Regions from separate parts of the Homo sapiens genome. Here region 1 is linked to region 2. Evidence: chromatin loops called from intact Hi-C (ENCODE). Cell type or tissue: IMR-90. All regions are shown on one strand. Each heading gives the region's core, and the rest is flanking DNA. Links, peaks and the distances in the headings are about the cores only.

Region 1 (9,328 bases), core at 1,322-9,321, 970 kb after region 2:
GTTGTAAAAATGTTTTTGTAACACACATTTCATCAAAGGTGGTTGCTCCCAAGAACATTGCACTTCTGAAACAGCTCCACAAAGACGGTCAACCTGCATAGTGGTATTTTCAATAAGATCTTCTAAATTCTATTATATTTAAAAAATAGTAGCTCATATTTCAAAAGAAAAATAACATATGTGAAAATGCCATTAAGTCAAATGTTAACTGCTAGACACAACAAAAGTTCTCAAGCCATCAGAAATGTCTTGCTCCTATTCGAGGCCTGGCTGTAGGTGACACAGAGCCAAGAGGCTGAGCTCAGGAGCCCCAACATCCCCTCTGCTGCTCTACCCCGTGCAGGCACTGAGGATGCTCTAATGCCAGCAAATGAAAGCGCCACAATGCCTCTACACCAGCACATTGATGATGAAGACGCTGCACATCAAGGAAGGTGCTATTTTAGGAAAGAAATCCTCAAATCTGCTAAAAGACCAAATACTCACTTTATAATGTTCATATGTAACATATATGTTCATATATGTACAAATATGAAGTCTATATTATATACAGACAGTGAGTGTTCCACTCCAGAAAGAACATTGAGCCAAATATAACAGATGTGACTTTTGGCTTCAAACATTTTAAAATCATGCAGTCAACAACTAATCTTACAAAACCATTGAGTACACATCCCCTACGTGCCAATCAAGCATATATGACTGATAAAAATCTGAGAATTCTTCTTGAAATACACAGAAACTTTGGGCAAAAAAAAAATACGCTTAAACAAAGGGCCAGAAACATTTCCTCATTCATTCATTCAACTAAACCTTTATTGACGGCCTTCCACCTGGCAGAACTACTTTGCTATGTGTTGGAAACATGGACTGAAAGAAAGCTCCTAGCCAGGCACGGTGGCTCATGCCTGTAATCCCAGCACTTTGGGAGGCCGAGGCAGGCGGATCACTTGAGCTCAGAAGTTCGAGACCAGCCTGAGCAATACAGCAGGACTCCATCTCTAACAAAAAACAACAACAACAACAAAAACTCCGTCTCTAGAAAAAAAAAATACAAAAATGTAGCCAGGCATGGTGGCATGCACCTGTAGTCCCAGATACTTGGGAGCCTGAGGTGGGAGAATCACCTGAGCCTGAGAAGTTGAGGCTACAGTGAGCCATGATTGTGCCACTGCACTCCAGCCTGGGCAATGGAATGAGACCCTGTCTCAAAAAAAAAAAAAAAAAAAAAAAAAAAAAGCTCCTGTCCTAGAGGAACTGCCATCTCAGCTGGGAGAGAGACAAGTAAAGAGAGGATTCCAATAGACAAAGTGATTAGCAGCCTGGAACAGTGGTTTGCAAAGTGGTCCACAAACTGGCAGTATCAACAACACCTGCAAGAAATTAGAAATGCCAAATTTCAGGCCGTACCCCAGACCTCTGGAGTCGGAAACTCTGAGAGTAGGAGCAGTGGTCTATGTTTTCACAAGCCCTCCAGGTGATTCTGATGCTCCCAGTGAGAACCACTGGGCTATGGCACTGAGGTAAACAGTGCAGGCTCTAGGGGAACATGGTTGGGGTCAAATACTAGAGTCCAGCCACTTATTGGCTGTGTGACCCTGAGCAAGTTACTTAACCTCTCTGTGCTTCAATGTCCTCATGTAGGGAATCGGGATGAAAATCTCTCTCAGGGTTCTCTTGAGGACAAGAACCTTGCCATAGTATTAGGTTACTACTAACGGTAACAACACTACACTATGCCCAGTCCAACAGTGCTCAGTGGTCTCTTCATGTTACTATTGTTATTACCAGCGCCATGACACAGGCAGGAACAGGAGGCTAAGCATGCACAGAAGAGTGGGCCTAACCCAGGCTGGCAGTCATGGAGAGCTTTTCAGAGGAGGTGAGGTCTGAGGTGAGAATTAAAACATGAGAAGGAGCTCACCAGGTGAGGATGCATGGAAGGGTTTACAGGATAGAAGAAACAGCAGGTTCAAAAATACCCAGAGAAAAACAGGAAGCCAGATGTGGAGACAGCGAGTATCAATGACATTCCAGGAGCGAGGCTGTCATGGGAAGGAGAGAGTGAGGATGACAGCAAAGGAGGGATGGGAGGCAAGAGAAGTGGCTTCTCCAAGCTGTGGGAGAACACGTAGAGGGGAAGGAGGGTCAGGAGCTAGAGCCAGAGGAGAGACAGAGGGACGCCCGATTGGGGGCAGCTCTGAGTTCGGGGAGGGGACTAGATGCAGAAAGCAGCAAGGATGTCAGCCCAGGCCACTAGAATAGTCGGGAAGGGGTCAGAAGAAGGGCGGGGATGGGGGCAGTTGGTTGGCTGTGGGGACAGATATGAGGAGTTGGAGGAGAGGACTGCCCTAGGCGCTCCACTGTCTCCAGGAGTGAAGAGGCAGGACTAGAGGGCTGAGGTAGGCCGGGGACTGCCAACTGAGGGCGTCCTCCTCTGCTCCCAGCTAAGCAGGACGGAGGTGGACTCAAGAGGGAACTGGTATGAAAGAACAAGGCAAGCTGCAGCGCCACCCCTGTGATCTAGAACGGGCAGGGAAGGAAAAAGCCAGCCCCTTAGGAGCAATGGAGAGGAGCCATTGGGGCCATTTCAGGCTGACCATGGCCCTAGGCACCTCCCCCCACAGATGCTGCCTCCCACCCCAGTGTGCAGGCTTGCTGAGGGGGACCCTGGCCTAGCAGTGCAGGGGGAGGTAGGCTAGGGAGAACCTGCTCCCTCCCTTCCCAGCTCGCCTCTGCACCCACTTCCCCCCAAGACTGCATGTGTCCCTTGGAAGCACTCCGCTTCTGTTCTCCCCCATGATCATGATAAACGCCCAAACAATTTTACTTTCCAAAATATTTTAGCTCATTCCATTCAAGAAACATTATATACGGTAAGAAACATTTTTTTTAATAAACCTTCATTACCTCTGGCTTAGAACTCAGAAAATCCCCGGTAATCACATCTTTACCAACATGGTGATTCTTACAACACCCCCTCAAAACCACCTAAGGTATGGTTCTTTACAAAACCTTGATGGGCTGCCATTTTGTTTCCATTGAGACATCTTGATACACATTCAAGCACATACTAAATTTCATCCAAATCAGCCAATTTCCTTTAAGGATTATTTTGGAGAAATTAAATGTGAAACAATCTAGATGAAAGAGGCTTAACTACATTTGATCAGTTATGGGCTTTTTTGTGAAAAAAAAAGGGGCTATAGAAATTATTTTTACTTCAAATTTTTCACCTTGGGATACTGTTCTAACTAGAAATTTTTTGAAAAATGTATCACAATGAGATGATAATCATACAGAACTTGACACAGCAAAATTTCTATTAACAGTACAATGGTGGTCAGGCACAGTGGCTCACGCCTGTAAGCCCAGCACTTTGGGAGGCCGAGGTGGGCAGATCACCTGAGGTCAGGAGTTCGAGGCCAGCCTGGCCAACATGGCGAAACCCTGTCTCTACTAAAAATACAAAAAGTAGCCGGGTGTGGTGGCGCACGCCTGTAATCCCAGCTACTCGGGAGGCTGAGGCAGGAGAATCGCTTAAGCCCGGGAGGCAGAGGTTGCAGTGAGCTGAGATCACACCACTGCACTCCAGCCTGGGCAATAAGAGCGAAATTCTGTCTCAGAAAAAAAAAAAAAATAGTACAATGGTATTAAATGTGATTAAAAATTTTTTTGGCTCAGTATTTCAGAAAACTACATTTGAGAGACAGAACTTCATACTTTACAACAGTGTTGGAATCCAGAAAGATGGTTTCTATCATTTTCATCACAAGAAACTTCATTGTTCTATTAACATTCTAAAAAATAGGCCAGGTGCAGTGGCTCACACATATAATCCCAGCACTTTGGGAGGCCGGGGCGGGTGGATCACAAGGTCAGAAGATTGAGATCATCCTGGCTAACACGGCGAAACCTTGTCTCTACTAAAAATACAAAAAATTAGCCGGGCGTGGTGGCACGTGCCTGTAGTCCCAGCTACTCGGGAGGCTGAGGCAGGCTGAGGCTTGAATCCAGGAGTAGGAGGTTGCAGTGAGCCAAGATTGCGCCACTGCACTCCAGCCTGGGTGATAGAGCGAGATTCCATCTCAAATATATATATATAAAAAATAAGTAGTCAATGTCTTAATATCACTAGGAGCCAAAGTAAGCACTATAAAAAGAACAGTTTAAATATTTATATTTTTAAATTCTTTTTGTTTCTCCCCTATGTTCCAGAGGATTTCAGAAGTCTTATAAAGCCAAGAAAAAGAGAATATGAGAATAAAAGAGCTGATTAATAAAGGAGGTAGGCAAAGAAGTTATTATATAAGAACCTAGGTTTAAGAAAAGCTACTGAATATCAGTATGAACATATAGTTTTAATATATAGCGAGACTGAAATATAGATGTATGTGTGTGCATGGATTGGGATACCTACATTTATTTCCTAGTTCTGTCCACTGAGAAGGCCTAGGATCAATGACACAAGAGGAGCAATGAACACACCTAGTGTCCAGATCTCGGTTTCTAAATACCAGTCTCCAACTAAAGGAACCGGGGCTCCTTAGAGAACAGTTTAATTCCAGAGCTAAGACAGGGAAAGTACAGATGAGCCTAGACTATCTTGTGATGTCAGAAAACAAGTGAGTATACAAAAAAGGCAGGGACAAGTCAAAAGGCCATGGGAATCAACTGAAGGAGCTCCCAATAGCCAAAGCTGGAAAATTTGATCAATGAAGAAATAATTACAATACTGGATTATAACTCATACAATGCAATAAATGTCCATGAGTCAATATTAATATGAATATACATAATTGAATAAATAAATAGGAGATAAAGGACAGCTCTCCCTTGCAAATGCATTCCAATTAATAAATCCAGAAGGAATGAGGGAGACAGAGAATCAACATAAGGCACACACCACAATAATGGCTGCTGCAGGTAAAATCCATGCATGGATACTAACTTGTCTTGGTGAGTTGAAGAGAAACAGGATATTAGCAGAGTCTCAAAATCCCCTGCCACCCAAAATCTTTATCGTGGGCAATGGGGAAAAATAGTAACTTTACTGTGGAAAAATCTGGAAAACATCATGTTAACCAAGTGATCAATGTTAACATCACCAATAAAAAAAATATCAACACCACCTATCCCCCAATATGATTCAATGAGGAGATAACATCACTCATGTGTTACTCTCTTGCCAAAAATGCATAATCTCGATCTATTCAAGAGAAAGTATCAGACACACCAAGATCGAGACATTTTATAAAATAACTGAGCAGTGGTCATCAATAGTGTCAAAGTCATGAAAGACAAGGAAAGAATAAGGAGCTGTCACAGACTAGAAGAGGCTAAGGAGACACAACTAAATTCAATGTGGGATACTAGATTTTATCCTGGAACAGAAAAAGGACATGGGATTGGGTAGGAATGGCAAAATTCAAACAAGGACCACAGTTTAGCTAATAGTACTACACCAATGTTCATTTCCTGGTTCTGATAACTGTGCTGTGATTATTACAATTACCATAATTTTAAGTTATACATGTAAGTTAACATTAAGGGAAGCTGTGTCAAGCATATATATGAGAATTCCCTGAAATATTTTTGCAACTCTTCTGTAAATCTATAATTCTTTTAAAAATTAGAAAAGCTAATGAAACTGGGTACAAAAATGCTGTGAATTTCCTACTAGATAAGGAAAAGAAGGAAACAAAATGCTTCAGAGCTCATTGTCTAATGAAAAGAAGCATACAGATTCAGGAGAGAGAGATATTTCCTTCAGCCTGAGTTCAGAGTAATTCTGTAGTATATATGAAGACTGAAAAAGAATTCAAATTGCTTTCTTGGAATATATTTGGCAATGAGCATTTAATATTATATAAAGATTCAAAGTCTGGTATACATTCATTAATGATACTTCCACCTTCTTCACAATCAAGTATTCATGTTATTGTCTAAGGAAAAATTATTAATAAACCAAAAGAACATATGAAAGAAAGAAAAGTTCAGAACTTCCATTTCATTTTCAAGAAGCACCTAAGGCCTATTTGTGATATCAAAGGACCTTTGCCCATCACAAATCCTACAACTACAGGAAAAGATATATTTGCAGAATTGTGTTCTCATTAACCCAGCTACACTTAAGACACCATTTTCATCAAGCTTAACCATTTATATACTTCGTGGTAGATAAACGAGTCTTCTAGCACCAGAACTGCTTTAAAAGCAAGTATTTCTAACCATGAACAAAGAACCAAATCTTAAATGGCTTTTGATTTTCAAATAAACCAACAGTGACACTCTGTGGACAAGACAAGAAACACTTAACCATCTATTTTTCTTGATAAATTAATCTGTAAATCATCTTAAAATATTTTTTGGAGTAAGGCAGGGTATAAATAAGTAAACAGACAGTAAATAACCATTATATTTCTGTATAATTATTCTAAAGATGAATTGTGGGCCATAAAAATAATTTTAATATAAACATACCAAGGAGTTACCTACTTCTTTGTTTCAAAATACATGATAAAAAATTAATCGAATTAGCCCAGCATTACAAACTTATTAGATGGCAAAATTATATCAAATTATAATAGATATTAATAATTGTAAACAAAATATTACCATCTTACCCTTGTATAGTGCTTCATGCTTTCCAAAGTGCTTTCAGATAATTATGTACAAAACCATGACACTGGGCAGATAATTAGCATTATCCCCAAAAATGAAAATATTGAGGCTGATAGAAGTTAAGAATTGCCTACACTACTTATGTGGCACTGATATCCACATCCTCATGTAAGTAAACAAATACATTTTCTGTTAAGCCAAATTATATATAGTTTAATAATCTATTTTATTCAACTTCAGAGGTCAAAAAGCACAGGAGAATATAGTGGTAATGTAAAACAGTATGACCACTTAGAAAAACTGGCAATTTCTCATAAACTTTCACCTACCCCATTACCTAAAACTTCCACTCTCAGGTATTTACCCAAATTAAATGCAAACATAGGTTCACAAAGAGACTGCCATAAGCATGTTCATAGTCACTTTACTCCTAATAGCCCAAAACTGCAAACAACCCAAATGTCCATCAAAAGAATGGACAGGCCGGATGCGGTGGCTCACGCCTGTAATCCCAGGACTTTGGGAAGCCGAGGCAGGCAGATCACCTGAGGTCAGGAGTTTGACATCATCCTGGCCAACATGGTGAAACACTGTCTCTACTAAAAATCCAAAAATTAGCCGAATGTGGTGGCGGGCTCCTGTAATTCCAACTACTCAGGAGGCTGAGGTAGGAGAATCGCTTGAACCCGGGAGGTGGAGGTTGCGGTGAGCCGAGATCGTGCCATTGCACTCCAGCCTGGATGACAGAGCAAGACTCCATCTCAGAAAAAAAAAAAAATGGGTAAGCAAATTATGAGTATTCATATGACAGAATACCACTCAGCAATGAACAGGAATGAAATATTAATACTATGAAACAAATCTCCAAAACATTCTTCTCAGGAAAAAAGACTATGACCCAAAACAGTACATACTGTACAGTTCTATTTATGTGAAGTTCTAGAACAGGCAAAACTCATCTAGGATGGAAAAAAAAATCAAAATATATTTCCCCCAAAGTTAAGGGAGATGGGGACTTACTGGGAAGAGGTCCCAGGCCACTTTCTAGGGTGATGAAAATGTTTATTACTGTCTTTTTTTTTTTTTTTTTTTTGAGACAGAGTATTGTTCTGTCACCCAGGCTGGAGTGCAGTGGCGCAATCTCGGCTCACTGCAACCTCCGCCTCCGGGGTTCAAGCGATTCTCCTGCCTCAGCCTCCCGAGTAGCTAGGATTGCAGGCATGCACCACCACGCCAAGCTAATTTTTTTTTTTATTTTTAGAAGAGATGGGGTTTCACCACGTTGGCCAGGCTGGTCTCAAACTCCTGACCTCAGGTGATCTACCCGCCTTGGCCTCCCAAAGTGCTGGGATTACAGGCATGAGCCACTGCGCCCAGCCAAAATGTTCATTATCTTCATGGGGTGTAAGTATACACATTTATCAAAACTCACTGATTTGTGCATTTTACTGCATGAAATTCAACTCCATTTTTTAAAAAGAAATACAGCAGAATGAAAAGAACAAAGAGAGATTTTCACTTTAATAAACAAACCATAATATCTACCTCTGGAGTATAGAATCTTCCTCTTTTTGGAAAATCCACTTCCTCTGAGTTGTAACTGTATCTTCTTAAATGTACTGGGTGGTTTATCTGTGAAACTATTTGGTCACCATGGGCTACTGTGAAGCAATGCATTAAAAAGTTATTTCATACACTACTCTCTTAATAACCTTAATACGGATATGCTCTCAGAATGCTAACTCAAATTGAATTGGACTTTGGGTTGAATTTTAGAGTGACAAAACAAGAATTCTTCCATGACCAATTTAGAGTAACTATTTTAAAACTGAAGGGCTATATTACTTATGACTAGGAATAAGAATCAAATCAAACACAATTACAAACTGTGAAGTGACTGCTTAATAACTTAAAGCCTACATAGTAAATGCTGGAAACAAATGAACAAGAGAACGCAAGGGCTAACTGCTTTTGTAAAGGAGCCCCCAAAAGGCCCTTGACTAAGGAGATGGCATTGTGTCCAAAATGTAAGCCAGGAATCTATTCTAGATCGGACCCCCACTGCTATGTGAGCTGGGCAGACCACTAGAGACACCACCTCCTCATCTGCCAGGTTAACATCAGTTGAGATGATCTCTAAGGTCCATTTCAGCTTTCAAGTTAGGATTGCCTTATTAAATTTTATATTAATCCTAAATAAATGGATGTGAAATGTAAGCCAAACAATCTAGAATTAGGAAGATCTGGTTATGGCTCTGAGTCACCTAACTACGGAACTAGAAGAAGACATTGGCTGCAACAGTATTGGATTGTATCTTGTACTAGAGATTTGCTTTAAAAGCCTGCATCACAGTTACTGGGAGTGACACTTTAATGAAAGAGCTACTTCACTTAAACCTTCCTGAGCCAGGGCAGTAATGAGAGGCACAATTAAGGGATTCAAGTTTCATCTCTTTCCTGTTTCCTTTCATTCTATAGTGGAGATCCTAATGACCAAGGACCCAAAAGAGAGAAATCAAAAGGGGATAAAGAAAATGGGAGAACTAACTCTCAAGTTAGATAAATGCAGACTAATGTTATATAGAAATATCAAGTTATAAAATCCCTCCAGGCTAGACCCGGTGGCTCACACCTGTAATCTCAACATTTTAGGAGGCTGAGGCAGGAGGATCACTTGAGCTCAAGAGTTGGAGACCAGCCTGGG
Region 2 (17,404 bases), core at 4,369-12,368:
GAGCTCTTTTAGGGCAGGCCTGGTGGTGGCAAAATCTCTCAGCATTTGCTTCTCTGTAAAGTATTTTATTTCTCCTTTACTTATGAAGCTTAGTTTGGCTGGATATGAGATTCTGGGTTGAAAATTCTTTTCTTTAAGAATGTTGAATATTGGTCCCCACTTTCTTCTGGCTTGTAGAGTTTCTGCTGAGAGATCAGCTGTTAGTCTGATGGTCTTCCCTTTGTGGGTAACCCGACCTTTCTCTCTGGCTGCCCTTAACATTTTTTCCTTCATTTCCACTTTGGTGAATCTGACAATTATGTGTCTTGGGGTTGCTCTTCTCAAGGAGTATCTTTGTGGCGTTCTCTGTATTTCCTGAATGTGAATGTTGGCCTGCCTTGCTAGATTGGGGAAGTTCTCCTGGATAATATCCTGCAGAGTGTTTTCCAACTTGGTTCCATTCTCCCTGTCACTTTAATTCTGCAGAGTTGTTCAGTACTGGCCCAACTCCAAAGGTGAGAGCAAAGATTCCTAGAGGCTGAGAACTGGATCAGAGACATGTTTCAAAGTGGGCCAGTCATACATGCCCTCAAAGTAACTAGACTCACAATATATTTCTTCTCACCCCACCATGCCATCAAGTGGATTTTGAAATTCACCTAAACCCATATTTGTACTTGGAGATATAGGCTAAGGAATGAATGAAATGTAGGCAGGCATTGAGTGAATTTATTTTAAGACACTCACCTCATTAAGGATTCCCCTCACAAAAGAACTTTGCAATGTGTTCAATAGCCAGAAACAAGGTTGGTAATGAGCTTGGACAGTGATAGAATGGGAACATGGAAATATATTACCTTGTGACATTGCTTATATTCTTGCCTGGAATTTTGACATAGTTCTTGTAGGCGTATTTAGTTCTTGGGATGCCTGTACTTTATCCTCCTAAGGAAAACGTGAATTCCTTGAGGTTGGGGAACTCAGTTTTTTGCTTCTCTGAATCCTCCATATTTCTGAGCACAGTATAAGTTAGATGGCAAGCTCTGTAAAGTCAACTAATATTGCTGTCTGATTCACTGCAATATCTCTAGTACCTAGTAGAGTATCTGGCACATAGTAGGGACTAAATAAATATTGAATGAATGAATAAATGTGTCTTCAGATACTTCATAACAGCTGTTGAATGAAAGAGTGAACTGATGCATACATGTATAAGAATGAATCAGTTCTTGAAATCTGGTGCTGGCATCCTCAAAGAGCCTAGGGTTATGGATGTGATTACAATAGTTTACAGGAAGAAGGGCTGCTAAAAGCATACTTACGTTTGCATCTTTCATTTATAGAAGGAGATGGTTTTTGCTGCCTTGATTTTTGCCACTTGCTGAGTCTTAGTCACCTGGTTATTAAAAATTGCTTCATATATTTTCCATTCATTTCTGTTTTGCTCAGCTTCTGTGCTTTAGAGGTTTGTTTCCCACTAATGGGACTTGTTGTCTCTTAGCTCAATGTGACACTACTCTGAAGACCTTGGATCAGTTTCCATGGTTACTTCTTCTGGGATTCTCCCTTTGGAAACCTTGTGTTCTTTCCTTACCTTTAACTTCCATCTGAGAAACTTAAATACACACTTCAGGGTCCTCCAGAGTGTTAACATTCTTCCTAGAAATGCTTCAAACCACAGAGGAGAGAAATCAAGGACTTCACATTCCTTTTCTTCTGTTATAGATGGAATGGGGTACATGATTTGATCCTGAAACCCCTTGAAGGACAAAGAAATCTAGATATTTCTTGCAAAAAATGAATAAATAAAAAGACTTCCCCATATTGCCAAAGCCACAGTCTCCTTATTCCAAGTGATTTATATCACAAACATGGGCATTGCCATCAACATCAAAGACTTTTCTTTCTTCTTTCCTTTTTTATTTCTTTCTTCTCCTCCTCCTTTCTTCTTTTTCTTCTTAATGAATCCTCATGCTAAACTATTAACTGATGTGTCTTGCCTTGAAGTGCCTTAAATGTGTTAGTGACTGAGAAGAAAATCAGAAAAGAGTAAGGCTGGTAGAAACTGGGAGACAAAGGCAATTTTCTTTTGAGAAATTTCAAAAACTGAACAGATTTATGAATTAAATTTGACTTTCTAGTCTTCTACTCCTTCTCCTCCTGGGATTATTATTGAAGGTCTAAACAATGAGAAACTTCCAGGGAATCAAGTTCCGGACTCACGTTGGGTACACCCAGGATACACTTGTGGACCCCAGTGGACTTCAAATAAATGTCTAAGCTATGCAGTCAGTAGTAAAAAACACCCTGGGGGGACACCTCCCCTTTTTGGCTCCCTTCCACCTGTCTATCCAGTCTCATCTCTATGCCCTCATTTCCCCCATACAATCTCTTATTCTTTCTTCAAACAGCTCCTAGCGAATTCTCTTCCCAGCTTCCAATGGCCCAGCTAGTAAAATTAGAAGAAACCATGTCTAGTTCTTTCCAATGGGGCTCCATGTATTCAGCTGTTCTTCAGACCCCATGCTCCATGCATCTATTCTCCAGAGGTATGCTTGGCTCTGGAAAGAGCATAAGGCAACCAGGCCTTTTCAATGGGCTTACTGCTTCTGCCTAAATGCAGGAAGTTTAACTGGATTCCCTTGTGGATATTCCTATCTTTACAGGTCTTTACACTGTGGTCAGGCCTGTCCTGGTAGCATGGGCCCATCCCTATGCCATTTGGGAGCTGATATGGTTTGGCTCTGTGTTCCCACCCCAATCTCGTGTCCATTGTAATTACCAGTGTTGGGGGAGGGACCTGGTAGGAGATGACTGGATCATGGGAGTGGATTTCCCCCTTGCTGTTCTCATGATAGTGAGTGAGTTCTCACCAGGCCTGATTGTTTAAAAGTGTGTAGCACTTCCTCCTTCTCTTTCTCTCCTGCTCTGCCGTGGTAAAACATGCTTGCTTTCCCTTCACTTTCTGCCATGATTATAAGTTTTCTGAAGCTTCCCAGCTATGCTTCCTGTACAGCCTGAGGAACTGTGAGTCAATTAAACCTCTTTCCTTCATAAATTACCCAGTCTCAGGTAGTTCTTTATAGCCGCGTGGGAACGGACTAATATAGGAGCCCTCAGGGAGGAAGCAGCAGTAATGGGGTTGGAATCTGGAAGCATTTTGGTAGGCATTATGGGGTAGTTGCTAAAAGTGCAGGCTCTGAAGCCAGGCCACCTGCATTCACATTCTTGCTTCCCTGCTTACTAGCTGAGTAATCTTGGGCAAGTTGCTTAGCCTGTCTGTATCTTTGTCTTCTTATCTGTAAGGTGGAGACGATAATTATCGTACCTGGCTGTTCTGAGTATCAAATGAGTTAATCACATAAAGCACTTAGAATAGTGTATTGCACATGGTAAGAACCCAAAAAGTGTTGTCTACTATTATTATCCACATCAAGGCTTCTTTCTTTTCTTAGTGAAGCAAGTACTGGTCAAAGTCCTGCTTCTGCCACTTTGGGGCTATGTACTCTTAGAGCAACCCATATATTATAGATTCCCTGCCATTCCCATCATGAACAGCCACAACTAAAGCTGGGCCTCAGTTTCCCCAAGATAGTTAGGAAGGTTAAATGGGTTAATGGGCATGTAAGTACCTGAAAATGAATAATAGTATGTTTTCCTTCTTGTTCTTTATGATCAAGAACAGATCTCTGGGTGATATTTGACATCTCTTTTCTCTCATATCTTTTTCTTTCCTTCACTCTTTGACTCCCTTTCTTCTTCTCTGACTTTCAACTCTTGTTCTTTTCCTACTTAATCTCTTATAACTATTTTGCCAAATTATGTCAAGCATGAGAAAAAACAAGGGCCCAAATAACCCTTTAAAAACATTGTTGAGTTTCCATCTCTCAGGTCCTCCTTTGGTGAGTGTAGAGTGGCTGAAAGGAGGAGCCCAGTAGGCCTTCTCTTTCTGGGCCCAGGTAGCCTAGGCCAGGGGCAGTGAGGACCCAGTGTAGGGATCCTATTTCCCCTCTGTTCATTAGCCACTCATTCTGCTCAGCCTGGCTTGCTAACTACTACCTCAGGGGCTTCCATGAGCCTCCTTATGGTCTGGAGCTATTACATCTATCATATTACAGCTTTCCTCCATCCTCGCCATGCATGGCTGCAACTGACATCAGCGTTTGAAAAGAATAGCCATTCTCTTCCCTCCTGTATCAGTTAGCTTATGGTGCATAACAAGTCACCCTAAAACTTAGTGGCTTGAAACAACAAGCTATTACTTAGCTTACAGAGTTGGCAATTTGGGGTAGGCTCAGCTGGGTGGGTCTACTGTTGCCTCAGTTGGAATTACTCATGTACCTACAGTCAGCTGCCACCCAGAAACATGGTTCTGCTTCTGAGATTGACTGGCTATAAGCTAGGATAATGGGGGAAACTGCATCATATGTTTCTCATCATCTATCAGGCTAGCCCAGGCTTCTGCATATGGAGTTGGTGGCAGGGGCTTTAGAAGTAATTGAAGGAAATCTCTAATATACATTTTTCAAGTCTCTGCTTCTGTCACAACTACTATTGTTCCTTTGGCCAGAGCAAATCACATGACCAAGCTCAGGGTCAGTATGAGAGGGGACTATCCAAAGGCTGGATACAGAGAGGTATGAAAAAATTGAGGGCTACTACTCTAACAATCTACCACACCTCCTGAGAATGCAGGACGTGACAACTAATTTCAAAGTCCCTGTCACATATTTTTTTCCCCCATACAGCCTAAGGCCCTCATGAAAATAGAGACATCTGGTGAAATATCTCAGAATTCACAAATTGGATATGAACACTGGTTCTTCAAAATACGTTAGCCCTCTGTCAGATTGCTTCTTTAAGAAAATCCAGGCTCTGAAAACAACTACATTAGCAGTGGCTCTTAACTCATTTTTTTTTTTTCTGGAGATGGGAAGGTAGTCACAAACTCCTTTCAGGATCCGATGAAAGCTTAGTACCTGCTTCTCAGAGAAATTCACATTTATGCATAGACACAGAATATTGCTTATAATTTCATAGGATTCACAGACTCCCTGAAGCCAAACTCCAATTTAAGGAACTTTTCATCAGAGGGGGAATATATACTTTTATAAAAGAATTCCTCTGAATCCAAAAGGATTTGCCATAGTCTTGCTTATTGAAAGGAAATTGATTCATAAACTACATTGCCTCAGGTTTATCTAGAACACTTCCAAAAACATTAGTTTGGTTAGCTTGCTCTTCAATTAGGAAAAATTTAGTTTCCACTTGACTTTTCAGGAATTGCATTGATTAAAGTCCAGATGGGCTCCTTTAGATCTATTTCTGTGCCTGTTCAGGCTGATTCTTACAGACATTACATACATCATGTACCAATGCCAGAGAATGTGGCCAAGGCAAGTGAAAATATATAAGCCATTAAGAACATTTGTGGGTAGATTGGCTATTGGTTTAAGCCATTCTTTCATAAGCATTTTTTTAAAAAAACTAAGTTCCAAAGTCTAAGGGCTTTATTATATCATTTAAGGATGCTTTTGGTTGCAAGTAACAGGTGACCCAACTAAAATGGGCTTAAACAATTAGATAAGCAGGCTCTAGGGCAGAGTTAGTGGCTCAATGACATAGTGGCTCTAATTCCACTTCTCAGATCTTCTCTTTGATTTCCCTCTTGGTTCCAAGAGGACTGTGGCAATTCTGGGTGTTACACACAGGTGACAATTTCCAGAGGCAGAAGAAAAAAAGAAACCTTTTTCATGAGCAAGGGAAACCTTCCCAGAGACCTCCATTGGCATTCTCTAGGTCTCAGAATTGTCTAACATAACAATATCTAAACTAGTCATTTGTCTGGCCAGACGCGGTGGCTCACGCCTGTAATCCCAGCACTTTGGGAGGCTGAGGCAGGTGGATCACCTGAGGTCAGGAGGTCGAGACCAGCCTGGCCAGCATGGTGAAACCCCGTCTCTACTAAAAAATACAAAAAATTAGTTGGGCGTGGTGGCACATGCCTGTAATCTCAGCTACTTGGGAGGCTGAGGCAGAAGAATTGCTTGAACCTGGGAGGCGGGAGGTTGCAGTGAGCCACGATCGTGCCATTGCACTCCAGCGTGGGTGACAAGCATGAAACTCCGTCTCAAAAAAAATAAATAAATAAAAGTGAAAATAAAAACAAACAAAAAAAAGAAACTAGTCATTTGCAAGGGAAAGGCTAACACCCTGATTGGCTTTGACCAAAAAGTATTTCCTCCCTGGTTCTGGGGAGAGGTGTGGCCTCCCCTGAAGGACATGGCTTCTACTTGAAGGGTAAACAAAAATCAGTGTGTTCTTGGCAAAAAGAAGAGGATAGAATGGTCATTGGCTGGACAATCCACAGTGTCTGTCACAGTGCTGTTTAACTTAGTGCTCATTTTGAATGGGCAACCTGATCTTTTATGGAACAAGAGAGAAGGAAAAGCTTTTGCTAACATAAGTCATGGGGAGAAGTGACTTCTGAAATATCACAAAGGCTGATTCCCGAACAGTTGGGAAAGAAGCCAATGGTCAACATAAAGGGGAAAATAAAGAATAACAGCTCAAGGATGAGGGAGTTGAGCAAAACACAGTGTGCCGAAGAGGGCACTAATATAAGTTGGTGGCAGGAGGTGAATGTAGTGCAGAAAATAGAGTAAGAATGAGGCATAAGGATTAAATAGGAGCATGATTACAGAGGAGGAGAATGGCAAGTGCATCACACATACTCAGCAAGATGGCAAAAGAAAGACTTTGAAGGGGAGTGGGATGCAGGGAGGGGCAATAAGATGAGGCCAAAATATTGAGCTGCTCATCTGTGCTTGGCATGTGCTGGTTACTTAAAGTAGGTGCTGAGCTGCTCTGCTTGCATCCCATGGTCCTTTCAGAATGCTTTGGCCCACTTCCAACTGCAGGTGATGGAGCCTGCATGCCTCAGGGCTCATTGCTGCCCCCTCCTACCTGCTAGACAGTGTGAAGGTTGAGGAATTAACACCCTCCTGGCGTAGCCCTCAACTAATAACTCTTAGGAATTGGGATGTAAATACCCCAGTTCCCTCAACTCTTGTTTGAGATAATTCTGATTTAGAGGGTTTGACGCTGTTTCCCAGAGTTTTCCTGCAGGATGAAATCAGTTGCCCACTGTGGTAGCCAGCTTACCAATGCCCTCTTTATGGGCTGTCTCCCTTCTCTACTTCGCTTCTCCCACTTCCCTACCAGTCTACTCTGCACCTCCCAAATAAACTAGTTGCATCTGAAGCCTTTTCTCATGATCTGCCTTATACCCAGTTACCACAACAACCCTAAGGGTAGTAGGTATTATCAGCTCCAATGGATAGGTAAGGTAACAGACTCAGGCAGGTCAAGGGACCTTCTCAAGCTCATTCAGTTGGTAAGTGGCAGAGCTCAGATTGAAATCCAGGTCTGTCTGGCAAAAGCCCATTCTCTTTCCCTAATAACAATTTGTATCTTGGTGATATTGAACAAGACGCTAAAGCAAAGACTGGAGGGCCTGGATGAAGCTAAGAACTGTGGGACTGCTGTGCCACATGTCCACAACCTGTTCTAGGCAGCAGCTGGTTGCTTTAGGATTTACATCTATCAGGCATTTTCAGGCCAAAGTTCAAGAAGCCGAGGCAACATGTCTGCTTGTAAGCATGGTGAGATGAGACAGACCAAAGACCGTAGTCACCCACAGTGTATCAGAGGACCCATAGAAGAACATGGACCCTGATTTCAAATTACAATCTGAACCAGAACTAAGATGAGAACTCAGGGTCTGACAGACCATTGCCTATAGCTTGGACTACATGGAAGAGCTTTCCAGGCAAGAATGTGACCAGTGAAATATATCATACATGGTTGACCATTGAGGCAGTTTGATGGATGGGTTAGAAGATGGATTTTGGAGTCAGACAGATCTAGATTAGAATCTTATTCCATCACTTCCTAAATTTCCGTTGTTCTGGCAGCTCCCCACCTCCAGAACTTAAATGTCTCTGTTTCTTTCCTAAGGGCATTCACTGACATCACTGGAGACTGCTCAGCCACAAGTAGGTACAATTCAGAATCACTGGGTGGGTTAACACCCCTGGGGGAACTCTCAACCAATGAGGAATGGGAGTCAGTGGATACATGCTGCAGCCTCTCCATATTCCAGTGAGATGATTCTGAAGGTTTTTTTATTCCAAAAAATTTTGATTTCTCAAAGGATCCCCAGCAGAATTGAGCCTCTGTTGCCCAGAGCTCTAACCCACTCATTAACGCACTTATTCATTGGTTTTTGTCCCATCCCTATGTCACTATTACCAAGTTGCTTAATTTTCTTAAGCCTATGAAATTCAAATCACGCCGTCATCACAGAGTTGCTGTGAGGATGGAAAGAGCTCCTATGTGTAGAGTGGTCTGTACATAATAAGCATTCAAATAAGAACATGGTTATTATTGATTCCTTGTTTTCAGCGGTTAAGCTCCATCTCTGCAGTCCCAGTTCCTCCACTAGGTGGCAGAATATCAACATTCATTATCCATGGACGGCATGTCTCTTAGAGTAAGTAAAATAATTAGAGACTCTGAGGGACCATGGCCAGTGTGACATAAGAAGGGCAAGCCTATGATTAAAAACAACCCAAATAAAGAAAGTGGTGCCCTGAAATTCCAGCCTCAGTCAGATCATTGTCTGATTTACGGCTTTGAAAGGTAGAGACTGTTGGATGAATTCCCAAAGCAACATGGGGAACCTGTATGAGAGAAGCAGGTGGAGTCTGTTTACAAAAAATTACTGGGTGCCATTTTCCCATGCCTGGGGTAATCCCAAGTCATGGGAGATGGTGGGGGAATGGCAAAGAGCCAAGGAAAACCCAAACAATCACACAAACAAAGTAGAACTTGGAAAGGGTCAGTGTGATCCTGTGGTCAGTTTTGGGGCAAAAACCTTACAGGATTATTTGTTATTCCTTTTGGTAAGATGTTTGTATCACTGGACAAATCATACTAGCTGAGGATTCATCAACTCTCCGGTTAAAGAGTGGGAAGGACGGACCTTTATCCACTGGCTTCCATCCCTCCTTGGGTGAAGGTTTACCCTGGGGTATTAACTTCACCATACATGCAAGGAGTTAAGATGCAGGCATTTAAGGCAGGAAGCTATTGGCATGTTAGAAACTGTCTACCACACCTGCTGATGAATTAGGTGGGAAGATGAGATATGGGTTGGGGGCATCAACAATGACTGCTACAGCAGTGCTTTTCAGAATTTAGGGTATATGCAAATTACCTGAAGATCCTGTTAGGTTGTGGATTCTGATTCTATAGATTTGGGTGGTGACTAAGATTCTGCCTTTATAACAAGCTCCCAGATGATGGTGATGCTGCTGGTCCATGGACCATATTTTGAGAAGCAAGGGCTAAACTATTCTTTAAACCAGTCTTGCTATTTATTTTATCATCCCACATCATTGTTAACCCAAACAACACTGCAGGTACTAGGACCCTTGAGCTTTGGTCTTTCCCTCTCTGGACTTTCAAAATGGGGCGCTTGGCTTAGGTGAGCTATTCCTAATTGGGATAGTAGATGTTGGGAGGATAGGAGAGAGGAATTTTTAAAATGGCATTTCAATATTTAGAAAACACTAAGATTTTTTTTTAAGCTACAAAAAAGTAAAGTAGGAACAGATCTTCTGAGCTGGCCAAGATCCACAGAGGGCAACTCTAGTTTCACATCTCCTGGTTTCCTGAAGGTGACCTAGAGATTTTCATTTTTACATAAAGGAAGGTATTGGTTCTAAAAGGTTGAGAAAGACTGGATTTGAAAATCCATAAGACCTCATTCAGGTCTAATATCTTTACACTGCATTTTATATAACCTATTATATTGTTATATCAAATTGCCAACTAATGTCTGTCTTCCCCATTGGCCTAGAAGCTTCTCTAAACAGGGATTCATCTTCATCTCTATCACCCACTATAGTGCCTGGCACATAGTAGATGCTTAGTAAATCCTTGCATGTGTGCATGAGTCTATGGATTTCTTAGCTCTAAAAAAATTGTGATGCTACGCACGAGGTTGAGCTACACTCTGCCTTTTCAAAAATGTCTTTCTTTCTTTTTTTTTTTTTATTGATCATTCTTGGGTGTTTCTCGCAGAGGGGGATTTGGCAGGGTCATAGGACAATAGTGGAGGGAAGGTCAGCAGATAAACAAGTGAACAAAGGTCTCTGGTTTTCCTAGGCAGAGGACCCTGGGGCCTTCCACAGTGTTTGTGTCCCTGTGTACTTGAGATTAGGGAGTGGTGATGACTCTTAAGGAGCATGCTGCCTTCAAGCATCTGTTTAACAAAGCACATCTTACACCGCCCTTAATCCATTTAACCCTGAGTGGACACAGCACATGTTTCAGAGAGCACCGGGTTGGGGGTAAGGTCAAAGATCAACAGCATCCCAAGGCAGAAGAATTTTTCCCAGTATAGAACAAAATGGAGTCTCCTATGTCTACCTCTTTCCACACAGACACAGCAACAATCTGATTTCTCTATCTTTTCCCCACATTTCCCCCTTTTCTATTCGACAAAACCGCCATCGTCATCATGGCCCGTTCTCAATGAGCTGTTGGGTACACCTCCCACACGGGGTGGCCGCCGGGCAGAGGGGCTCCTCACTTCCCAGAAGGGGCGGCCGGGCAGAGGCGCCCCCCACCTCCCAGACGGGGCGGCGGCCGGGCGGAGGCGCCCCCCACCTCCCTCCCGGACGGGGCGGCTGGCCGGGCGGGGGCTGACCCCCCACCTCCCTCCCGGACGGGGCGGCTGCAGGTCGGAGGGGCTCCTCACTTCTCAGATGGGGCGGCCGGGCAGAGACGCTCCTCACCTCCCAGACGGGGTCGCGGCCGGGCAGAGGCGCTCCTCACATCCCAGACGGGGCGGCGGGGCAGAGGTGCTCCCCACATCTCAGACGATGGGTGGCCGGGCAGAGACGCTCCTCACTTCCCAGACGGGGTCGCTGCCAGGCAGAGGCGCTCCTCACATCCCAGACGGGGCGGCGGGGCAGAGGCGCTCCCCACATCTCAGACGATCGGTGGCCGGGCAGAGACGCTCCTCACTTCCTAGATGGGATGGCGACTGGGAAGAGGCGCTCCTCACTTCCCAGACTGCGCAGCCGGGCAGAGGGGCTCCTCACATCCCAGACGATGGGCAGCCAGGCAGAGACGCTCCTCACTTCCCAGACAGGGTGGCGGGCCGGGCAGAGGCTGCAATCTCAGCACTTTGGGAAGCCAAGGCAGGCGGCTGGGAGGTGGAGGTTGTAGCGAGCCAAGATCACGCCACTGCACTCCAGCCTGGGCAACATTGAGCACTGAGTGAATGAGACTCCATCTGCAATCCCGGCACCTCGGGAGGCCGAGGCTGGCAGATCACTCCCGGTTAGGAGCTGGAGACCAGCCCGGCCAACACAGTGAAACCCCGTCCCCACCAAAAAAATACGAAAACCAGTCAGGCGTGGCAGCGCGCACCTGCAATCGCAGGCACTCGGCAGGTTGAGGCAGGAGAATCAGGCAGGGAGGTTGCAGTGAGCAGAGATGGCGGCAGTACAGTCCTGCTTCCACTCGGCATCAGAGGGAGACCGTGGAAAGAGAGGGAGAGGGAGAGGGAGAGGGAGAGGGTCAAAAATGTCTTTCAAGATATTTTTTGATCTATATGGTACTAACCCCTTTGAGGTTTTATTGTAATGGAATTCTAGCCATATACAACTCTATGTCCAGAATTTAATAACCCTATTAATTAATGAGAGCTGCTCCAGGGCAAGTACCATTTAGTGACATCTAAATGACTATTCTTTGGCAGAAGAAATGGTTGAAAATGGTGCTTTAGGCTGGGTGCGATGGCTCACCCCTGTAATCCCAGCACTTTGGGAGGCCAAGGTGGGTGGATTGCCTGAGCTCAGGAGCTTGAGACCAGCCTGGGCAATATGGTGAAACCCCATCTCTATAAAAAATGCAAAAATTTGCTGGGCATGGTGGTGCATGCCTGTAATCCCAGCTACCTGGGGGGTGGGGCGGCTGAGGTAGGAGGATCACTGGAGTCCAGGAGGTTGAGGCTGCAGTGAGCCAAGATCGTGCCACTGCACTCCAGCCTGGGTGACAGAGTGGGACCCTGTCTCAAAAAATACATAAATGAGAAAGGAAAGAAAGGAAAAAGAAAGAAAATGGTGCCTTGGAGTAAGAAACATCTGCCCTGGTTTGCCATGGAAGAGGAGTCTGTGGAGTATATTTGGATGGGCTTTGCCTGATTGAGCTTGCCAGGGAGAGGCGGAGGCACCACTAATTACATGTCTTGCATTATGGGTTGAAAGTAGATACACAGAGCAAATGCTCTGGCCCACAAAGCCCCAAAATGCGATGAAAGCAACGTAGACTTCAAGTTCATTTTCAAAATTCCCAGCAATGCAGAGCAGAGCCAGCTATATGATTTTTCCTCTTGTTTTCACGTGGCACTTAAGACACAAAAGAATAAACCAACTGAAGATCTGAAAATCAACTTGCAAATCCAGAAAAAAAAGTGGCAAAAAATTATAGAAAGTGACTATGTTAACATGTAATTTTTATTAATTAGTAACTCTCTTGAGCCCTTGCTGTCCTTGAACTAGGTCAGCACCATTGCTTTGCTTGACTTTATGCAAACTTGATTACACTCAGTTAAAAATTGCTCTTCTCCAGGTAGGTCTCAGTTATATGACAGCCAAAGGGATCTTCCTAAAGGGAACTTGGGAGGCTGAGGCAGGAGAATCACCTGAGCCTGGGAGGTCGAGGCTGCAGTAAGCTGTGATCACGCCACTGCATTCCAGCCTGGGTGACAGAGTGAGACTCTGTCTCAAATAAGAATAATAGTAATAATAATAATAGAAAGAAAGGAAGAAAAGTGGTAGAAGCAGCAGGCACAATGAGAAACCCAAATGGGCAGTGAATGGGTTAAGTGAGCAGCCCTGCCTTGAGGTTCAAAAGAGAAACTCTATAATTACAGAATGGGGAGGCCAGCTTAGCAGCAGCCCATAAAAGTAAAAGCTAAGAGGGTTCAGACAATCTCAAGAAGCCAACAATGAAATGCAGGTGCCCAATGGCTAAATATCTGCCCAGTGGCAGAAGTAGTTGGACTACATTTCCCAGCCTCCCTAGCAGTTGGATGTGGCCATGTGACTGAGTTCTGGCCAACAGAATGTGAGCAGAAGTGAGGTCTTCTATTTCCAGATCTGGTCCATAAATATTGTCCACACATGCTCCTGTATATTTTTTCCCTTTTTATCTTTGTTGTTGTTGTTGAGACAGAGTCTTGCTCTGTCACCCAGGCTGGAGTGCGGTGGCACAATCTTGGCTCACTGCAATCTCCACCTCCCGAGTTCAAGCGATTCTCCTGCCTAAGCCTCCAAAGTAGCTGTGATTACAGGTGCACACTACCACCCCCGACTAATTTTTGTATTTTTAGTAGAGACGGGGTTTCACCATATTGGCCAGGCTGGTCTTGAACTCCTGGCCTCAAGTGATCCACCCGCCTTGGCTTCCCAAAGTGCTGGGATTACAGGCATGAACCACCTCACCTGGCTCTCCCTTTCTATCTTGATACAAATAAAACAGGTGACTTGGGAAGTTGTGTGTTGGATATAACAGAGCCACAAGATGGAAGAAGCCTGAGTCACTGAGTCACTGCTTGGAGTAGAGCTGCTTGACAATCAGAAGTTTATGTGAGAGAGAAATAAACCTTTATTAAGGTGTTGAGATATTGTGGTTTATCTGTTTCATTATTTAATTAAATATATAGTCATTAGCTGTATTAATAGAGGGATTGTAGGAAGAGCAAAGGAGGGTGCAGTTTTGCTATTCTGTAGGCGGGATTTGGTCAAACATGCACATAAATGAAAGACAAGAGTGATAAGGAAGTGGGAAATGATCTACTGGGGAGTATAAAAGAAAGGGGCTTCAGCCTAAAGAAAACTTTGGGGTAGAATAATAAGGGCGTATAATATCTATCTTTAAAGTTTTAGAAGTATGTCACAAGGAAGAGGGTTTAGCGTTACGCTGAGGCGTTCCAGAGAGCAGTGCTAGGAGCAAGATTTGGGCTCAATATAAAGAACTTTCCAGCTGGGCGCGGTGGCTCATGCCTGTAATCTCAGCACTTTGGGAGACCAAGGCGGGAGGATCATTGGAGGTCAAGAGTTCGCACCAGCCTGACCAACATGGTGAAACCCCCACTCTACCAAAAATACAAAAACATTAGCCGGGCGTGGTGGCGCATCCCTATAGTCCCAGCTACTCTGGAGGCTGAGGCAGGAGAATCGCTTGAACCCGGGAGGCGGAGATTGTAGTGAGCTGAGATTGCACCACTGCACTCCAGCCTAGACAACGGAGTGAGACTCCATCTCAGATAAAAAAAAAAAAAAAAAAAGAAAAGAACTTTCCAATAATTAGCACTTCCCCAAAGTGAACTGGCCTTTCTTAAAGCCTTCTTCTGTTGATTAACCATTCAGCATCCATTTACCCCTTCTTCTCTGACTACAGAAACCCAATTTTGTTGAAGTATTGTCCTCATGTGATTATGGGAGAGGGAACTCTATGCCCAGTTCTAGGGATGGATCCTGATTAGTCCAAGCCATTCAGCACATGGCATTCTCTTAGTGGCTCTTGCTGGTCCAAAGGTTGGTACATACCCTAAGCCAACCCAATCAGACTTAAAGGAAGGTCTTGTATTTCATGGTTAGGAGAGAGGGTTTCCCCCTTTCCTGCTGGACATTCATCAGAACTCATTAGTCTTAACTGTCACTGACAGCCATCTTGTGGCCAAGAGGGAAACCAGCTTTAGGATGAAACCAGCACTGAGGATGGCAGAGCAGAGAGATGAAAAGGACCTGTCCATTAAGCTGCTGATCATCCTGAGCCTGAAGGCTCTTCTACCCTTCGATTTCATTTTGAGTTGGAGTTTCCATTATTTCTAGTTTGAAACATCCTAACTGATACATGGATCCTGAAGAGGTTGAGGAATACAGGTTGAATATTGCCTTGTTATCAGAACTGCTGGAGGGTTATTCTACCCTGGGCAAGTAGGCAGGCCTCTCAGGGTACATCCAACTCTGAGACTCATAAACTCTGGTAAAGGACTTACAGCTAACTTCATTTAAATTAAAACATAGGCTTCCTTACAAGTGTCTGGAAATCCATTTTGTTACAATCATGTGTTGGATTTTGGCAGTTACACGTCTGACCTACTCCCTTCCTGCCTCCATTTCCCTTTGTAGGAAGTTTCCTGTAACAGAGACAATTCTTTGTCCACTGAAGATTTGAACTTCCAGAGTATAGATTTATTTATTTATTCATTTATTTATTTATTTAGAGACAGAGTCTTCCTCTGTCACCCAGGCTAGAGTGTAGTGGCGCGATCTCAGCTCACTGCAACCTCCGCCTCCCAGGTTGAAGCAATTCTCCTGCCTCAGCCTCCTGAGTAGCTGGGATTATAGGTGCCCGCCACCATGCCCAGCTAATTTTTGTATTTTTAATAGAGACGGGGTTTCACCATCTTGGCAAGGCTGGTCTCTAACTCCTGACCTCGTGATCCACCTGCCTTGGCCTCCCAAAGTGCTGGGATTATAGGCATGAGCCACCACACCTGGCCACAGAGTGTAGAATTATTGATGTAAGCAGCTGCTTACTAGGAATTACATTTCCTAAGTCTCCTTACATGTAGTTGAGGCCAGAGACTTGTTCTCCCCAGTGGAACGGTAGCAATAGTGATATATATCACATCTGGGTCAAGAAACTTAAGCAGTGAGTGTACATTCATTGTCTTTGTTCATTCTCCAGTTGAACACAAAGGACTCTAAAGCCCAAGAGGAGGGTGGAGCCACAATATGAAAGCAATCTGGGTAGTGAATACTCATGTGGAAGGTTGACCACCAACCAGAAATACTCGTGTGTGTTATACAGTTACATGACTGAGGAATGCACTTTCACTGTGTTAAGCTGTTAAACTTTGGGGTTCGTTTGTTGCTGCAGTTAGCATTGCCCTAACTGATACACCTCCATTGTGCGTGGTCTCAGTAGGAGGGCCATAGCCATCTCGGCCACCTGCTCATGCTCTCATTACAGAAGCTGAGGGGGTCCAGCCTGGTTCAGCTGCTCCCTGGTTCAGCCTACATTAAATAGGCAATTAGACACTTGCTCCTGGGATACTGAGTCTCAAATAAGGGACACAAAGATGCAGGGAAAGTTAAGAATCAGACATCTAACAGTGGTAAGAGAAACTTGAGGAAAATATGGTGCTTATGGGCAATTGAGCTTTGGCTGAGGTTTCTACTACTTCAGGAGCACACTTGGGTCCTGCTGGTTGTCCAAGCATTGTCCTCCAGCTTCTCATTGATTCTGTTAGCTCCTGATAGCCAGCTAATTAATTCCCCCTTTGCTGAAAATAATCAGAATTCTTTTCTTGCTTGTAATCACTTGGGGGTGCATAATAAGTGAAGGCTTTCCCTTACAAAATTCTGTATTTATCTCAGCATTTAACTCTGCCCTACCATCTTAGATTCATGATCTAACAGCAGTTGAGGTTGGCACCTCTCAATTTCCTCCTTTCATTGACTGCCTATCCAGATAATCAAGTCATTATTTATTTTTTTCCTTTTGTTGATAGTTTGGTCTCTGTCCCAGCTTTCAGCAATTATTTTCCTCTCTTGCCGTACTTACAGATTGTCCTCACCTACGCATTTTTATGACATTTCTACTTGTTAACCATTTCTAGTATTGAGTTGTACCATCCAATTAGCAATCTGTAACATTTTTCTGATGGTAGACGGGCATAGTTGGCAGAGAAAGCACTGAACCCATTGTCCTAGACACCTGTTTCTGTTACTTACAAGATATGTGACCTTGGGCAAATCATTGAACTTGTCTGTTCCAGAGACTTGTTTTGCAAAGTATTAGAATAAAAGACTATACGAAAATCTCAGGATCAGTTACAATGAGAACAGTTAATTAAAAGCCAAATAGCTAGAGAAATACAGTTGGAGAGAAGGTAGGAAAGTATGAAGGCAGGAAATCTACGACCTTGCCTGCGAAGTCAGGAGGTGAGAGGTAGGAATCAAGGAGGGGCTATTCATTGGTACATGCACACTGCCATCAGCTGATGGGAACTACACAATCATGTTTTTCTTTTTCAGCTGACTTTATACTTTCGGTTCATCCTTAAATACCACTCCTGAAGAGAATCCAAGATGAGCAGTGGCCCCGCTTCAACATTTTATCCACTCCTTACACATAGTGAATACAAGACAAATTTGATACCCCACAGCTATCTTTTACATCATTCAATTTAATTTCTCAATTACAAATTCTTTTGCAACATCTCTGATTAGCTGTTCATATTTGGAACTGAACTGCATTAAAAACTCCATCT

What was found. Hi-C counts contacts between places; a loop is a spot of excess contacts. Peaks named below come from ENCODE experiments on the same cell type or tissue, not always from the same donor. Only the 100,000 strongest peaks of a DNase experiment are listed, where the experiment ranks them.
Region 1: it touches region 2 in a loop (16-fold over the local background); 2 of 110 quality-filtered maps call a loop at or near these places.

The regions. Positions count from the first base shown.
Region 1 is chrX:18,204,396-18,213,723 of GRCh38, forward strand. It overlaps BEND2 (BEN domain containing 2), which reads right to left. Exons shown (of 14, transcript NM_153346.5): 4 at 8,170-8,285. Among named protein-coding and RNA genes, the nearest start is that of BEND2, 12 kb to the right of the region's middle. In IMR-90, for the core only: a CTCF peak has its summit at 6,292; no DNase peak of the experiment used is centred there.
Region 2 is chrX:17,234,195-17,251,598 of GRCh38, forward strand. No RefSeq gene overlaps it. Among named protein-coding and RNA genes, the nearest start is that of NHS, 130 kb to the right of the region's middle. In IMR-90, for the core only: a CTCF peak has its summit at 8,482 (motif pointing right); no DNase peak of the experiment used is centred there; H3K27me3 peaks cover 625 bases.